Regions from separate parts of the Mus musculus genome. Here region 2 is linked to region 1. The links are chromatin contacts, found by Hi-C or POLR2A ChIA-PET in ENCODE. All regions are on one chromosome and are shown on one strand. Each heading gives the region's core, a stretch centred on a gene start or an enhancer-like site at or near the end of the contact. The rest is flanking DNA. Distances are from core to core; before and after follow the strand shown.

Evidence for each region. A loop is a pair of places that touch in the nucleus more often than their neighbours do. ChIA-PET counts read pairs that join two places held with the same protein, here RNA polymerase II (POLR2A).
Region 2: a loop to region 1 is called in a map of left cerebral cortex, with 2.8 times the contacts of the local background. The contact joins the promoter of Zfp354c here to the promoter of Zfp2 in region 1. A Hi-C loop is called at or near these places in 6 of 37 maps with a recorded cell type or tissue (T-helper 17 cell, gastrocnemius, heart and 1 more). POLR2A ChIA-PET finds 5 or more read pairs at or near these places in 2 of 5 experiments (Patski and embryonic stem cell).

What each region holds. Positions count from the first base shown.
Region 1 is chr11:50,914,895-50,917,472 of GRCm38, reverse strand. It overlaps Zfp2 (zinc finger protein 2), which reads left to right and starts at 1,297. Exons shown (of 6, transcript NM_001044698.2): 1 at 1,297-1,364.
Region 2 is chr11:50,826,453-50,829,030 of GRCm38, reverse strand. Zfp354c (zinc finger protein 354C) reads left to right here and starts at 1,300. Exons shown (of 5, transcript NM_013922.4): 1 at 1,300-1,452; 2 at 2,521-2,578. The coding sequence starts at 2,573. It also overlaps a transcript of Zfp879 not described here.

The sequences.
Region 1 (2,578 bases), core at 48-2,547:
GCAGAAAATCCACTAATCCCTGAGCTCCCCAAATTCAGGACTTGAAATCCCACCAATCATCACTCTGGAAATCTCTGCCCTGGAAAGCCCCGCCCCCTAAGAGATCCTATATAAGCACTGCCACTTTGTCTAATTCCCTGTTGTCTGTTCCCTAGGATAGAGAGCAGCCATCCCTGGATTCATCCCTTCACACCCTGGTCCATCCAATAAATCTCTTTCATGAGATTCTTATGCCTGGTCAGAAGTGAAGAAGAAAAGAAGCAATGAAGAGAAGAAACGATGAGAAGGAGAGGGACTGAGGCTCCTGAGCTCCGCTGAGGACGCCATGCCCTGGTAGCTGCATCGCCTCTGCTGAGGAGGCTTCCTCTTAGAGCTATCTAGTTCCTCAGCTCCCATGTCTCAGGGTGCCCTTCTTTTGGGACATTGTCCCACCTCAGAGCTGTGTGGTTCCTGAGCTTCCGAGTCCCAGGAGATCCTCCCATCAGAGCAGAAACACAATGTCAAAGACCTAAGACGGAAGGTGTGGGATAAAAGCGGAAGGTGTGGGATAAAAGGAATTTGGGCACGCACGTTTGGCTAATAGGATTTTTGAGCCTCGTCAAAAAGTGGCCTCCAGATGCCCGTCCGACATTTGGTTCGGAACATAGTCTTTGTTGCATGGAATAGAAGTTTTACAGGCTGAAGCGAGGGGGAAAGGACCAAAAGTATAGAAGAAGGACTAGTTGGGAAGGATGGAGGTCAGTGAAAGAAGGGCACATGAATGAGGGTCGCTGGGGGTGAATGTGATCACAGTGCACTGTATTCAAGTATCATGATGTCAGATTTTAAAGAAAAAACGTTAAAAAACAAGCGGCCAGACAAGAACCCAATATTACAGTTTGTAACCTATCTTTCTATCCTAAGATAGGATGGAAATTATCCTAAGATATTCTCCAAGTTCCAAAGCCGTGGATGCAGCCGAAACTACCTTAGCACCCACGAGTTTCACTCACAGAGGTGGCTGGTTTTCCACAGTAACAATTCACCCAGCCAGTGCATCATTTACTACCTGGTCACAGAGCGCCGTGAAGTATCTACATTACATTAGTAGCTTACCTCTCATCCTAACCTCATGCAAGGGGGTGTCCAAGGTTCTCTTAATTTAGGAAAGGAAAAGGTTCTAGAACCAGTTTCTTTAAGAAAATAAGCTTAAGGTGGCAAACCTTGCCTGAGCACTAGGGGAGCAATCGCTGGCCCGCAGCCCTGCGGTTGCGCCTGCGCAACTGGAAGCCCTGTCGAGGGCTCATGGTCTTGTGGGAAATGTAGTCCCGCGCGCCCAGTGCGGCTGCCTGTGCCGCCAGCCTCTGGCTTCTTCAGTGACTGTGGTGAGTGCGCTTCCTCGGGCGGGTGGTCCACGGGCGGGGAGGCGGAGGCGTTCCCACTGGGAGCCCGGGGCTCTGGTGCCAAAAGAGCAGAGCCGGCCAGACAGAAAGGTGATCCTTCGTCCGCAAGGAGCACGAAGTCGCAGGTGCGCAGCTCACGCGCGCGCCAGGCCGCAGGACACCCTAACCGAGACCCCCCAGCTCGGTATCCCCCCGTACCCCGGGGTCATTCGCGCCCGACTGCTCTCCAGCTCTACCTGGCCGAGCAGCTCTGGTTCGGTATGCACTATGAATGCGTGGTAGACCCGCTCTCTGAAGCTTGGCAGGGCACGGGACCACAGTCCGGGGCTCTGGCCATTGTGTGCACCGCTGCTGGGGACCCGCCCTCTGCCTGCGAAGGAGGAGCTTGTAAAATGAGTCCTGAATAAGCAAGAACGTGCCCACCCTTTCTTTAAGTTCATTATTGGTCAACTAGAAAAATGTACGAGCGAAATCATTCGAAATTTGTCCTAAAGTCCATGTATTGTGTTATATGTATAAATAGAAACCTTTTGCTTCCAAAAAAAAAAAAAAAGATGTTAGTGCCTTTCCTCCATTCACCTTTAAAAATGGAGTTACAAAAGGCATTTTGTAAGATGCTTGAAGTGCATCTAAACCACCACCCAATGGAGATGAGAATAGCCTTAAGACACTAATTTTTAAGAGCAGTTAAAGCTGTCATTTTCACGAATGGTTCCCTTTGGACTTTTGGGCTTTTTTGTTTTTGTTGTGTTTTGTTTTTATTTTAATATTGGACATGGTACAGTTATGTCATTCTTTGTATTGCCTCTTTCCACAAAACCTTGTAGTGAAATTTCTAGGTCAACGTTATAATTAGACCTTTGGGCATCTCCTGTCTTATTCTTTCCAGAAAAGTAGCAGTTTCTAAAGATGGTTGCGGTGTTAAGAGTGACTGACGCCCCACATCAACTGGAAGTGCTGCTAGTAGCCTCTTAAGCTTTGGAGAGGTGCAAGCTAGGTGTGGTAGTGTGTGCCTTGAATCCCACAGAGGCAGGGGGATGAGTTTGAGGCCACCTGCTCCACAGAGTCTGGGCCAGCCAAGGCTACTTAGTGAGAAGACCCTCCTTCAAATAATATCCTTATGCTAAACTCCAGCCCATTTTATTCCTAACTTTTGCATCTGTTGTACAAACAGATGAATCTACAGAAAAGTTGCA
Region 2 (2,578 bases), core at 51-2,550, 88 kb after region 1:
GTATTGTATACAGTAAAAATAAACTACAATGTGTTTAGCAAATTGTATCTTATATCTTGGGTATCCTAGGTTTGGGGCTAATATCCACTTATCAGTGAGTACATATTGTGTGAGTTCCTTTATGAATGTGTTACCTCACTCAGGATGATGCCCTCCAGGTCCATCCATTTGGCTAGGAATTTCATAAATTCATTCTTTTTAATAGCTGAGTAGTACTCCATTGTGTAGATGTACCACATTTTCTGTATCCATTCCTCTGTTGAGGGGCATCTGGGTTCTTTCCAGCTTCTGGCTATTATAAATAAGGCTGCTATGAACATAGTGGAGCATGTGTCCTTCTTACCAGTTGGGGCGTGGACACTATGCCCCCCCTTAGAATTGGGAACAAAACACCCATGGAAGGAGTTACAAAGACAAAGTTTGGAGCTGAGATGAAAGGATGGACCATGTAGAGACTGCCATATCCAGGGATCCACCCCATAATCAGCATCCAAACGCTGACACCATTGCATATACTAGCAAGATTTTATCGAAAGGACCCAGATGTAGCTGTCTCTTGTGAGACTATGCCGGGGCCTAGCAAACACAGAAGTGGATGCTCACAGTCAGATAATGGATGGATCACAGGGCTCCCAATGGAGGAGCTAGAGAAAGTACCCAAGGAGCTAAAGGGATCTGCAACCCTATATGTGGAACAACATTATGAACTAACCAGTACCCCGGAGCTCTTGACTCTAGCTGCATATGTATCAAAAGATGGCCTAGTTGGCCATCACTGGAAAGAGAGGCCCATTGGACACGCAAACTTTATATGCCCCAGTACGGGGGAACGCCAGGGCCAAAAAGGGGGAGTGGGTGGGTAGGGGAGTGGGGGTGGGTGGGTATGGGGGACTTTTGGTATAGCATTGGAAATGTAAATGAGCTAAATACCTAATAAAAAATGTAAAAAAAATAAACTACAATGATTAGTGATGTGGGCTAGGGTTCTCCTAGAGTTTTGTTTTGTTTTACTTTTTTTGGTTTTAGTCTCGCTATGTAGTCCTGGCTGTCCACATGTAGTCAGTCAGGCTGGCCTGGTACCTATGGGTACCTCGCTCCTAAACCCTAAATTCCACTTTTGTCCTGTCACATCACTTCACCCTCCTAGCAAACAAGTCTGAGGGACTGACTGAGAGAGCAGGGACAGGCTTGCTGGATTTGCAGTGCAACACGACCCGACTCAGCTTTCAGAACGCGCCTGGCCCCGGTGCCTTCTGGGAGGTGTAGTCAGAAAAGACCTCAGGCATGCCGGGAGTAGTAGTTCTCTGGGGCTTCTCCCGGTGGCGGGGCTGCTCGCGGCGTTTTGGGGGGCTCCTGGTGGAGGTGATCCTGACTGTGCTAGGAGAGAGCGTCTGGGGCCGACATCCTCGAGACTGCTCGTGCTGAGAGTGGTGGGAGCGAGCGCCGGCGTCCGTGAGTGGGGTGAAGAGGGGCGACCGGGGCGTAGCGGGCGGTGGGCTTCCCGGCGAGCCCGGCGCGGCCTGGCGACTGCTCTGCGGCCTCAGGCTCGGGGATCTTTCTGCGGGTTTGGCCCTCCACGAAGCGTGGCTGGGACCAAACTGCGGATCCAGAGGCCTGTGCATCTTCTGTAGCATCTTAGCTATGCAGATCATAAAATCAACAGCCGATACCTAGCAGTCTAATCTAACTTAATGAATTAGCGCATCTAATAGCAAGTTACAGGCCCCTTGGCCCTTCATTGTGCCTATGGTGCAGAAGAAGAAACCAAGGCACATTGTGGCCCGAGAGTTCTCTGAGTCTTGATCGGAGCCTTAGACTGAAAGCAGAATTTCCTTCCCATTTGTGATGCTTGCTGTCTTGTCACTTTGGGCAGGCTGTGAACCTCCTGGCTGTCCACCTCAGCCACGTCGACAGCACAGCCCCACCTCTGCTGCACAGAGGACTGGTTCCAGGAATTCCCAAACAGCCAACACTTAAGTTCTTGCGGTAGACAGACACAGCATTTGCAGAGAGCTTGGACACATTATCCTTTGTACTTTAAATCAGTCCTGCCCAACCTTTTGACATTGCCACGAATCTTGTACAAGGTGCTAAAGGGTCTGTAGGTGGGTGTGGAGGGATCAGTGTAAGAAAGAAGAAGAGTGATTAATATACAGAAGGGATGTAGTTTTGGCAGGTTGGCTTTGTCAGTGTTCCTGTCATTTGGTACCATTATGGGTGGGTTTTAAAACTTAATTTATTTTCATGTGTGTATGTTTGTGTCTGTTTGTGTGTCTGTGCCCATGAGCACACAGTACCTAAGGAAGCCAGAGAGGATGTTGGATCCCCTGTAGTTACAAGTAGCTGTGGATAGCCCAATGTGGGTGCTGATAATCAAACTTCTTTGCGAACAAGGGAAGTGCTTTTAATCACACAGCCACTTCTCCAGACCCCTTTGTGGGTGGCTTTACCCTCCTGGCTCCAAGCCTTCCCTTTGTACCAGAATTCCTTACTACACCTTTTTTTTTTTTTTCTTCCCAGGCATATTTGGTCAGCACTCGGCTCTCCTTTGGCAGAAAAACTAAGAAGGGAAATGGCT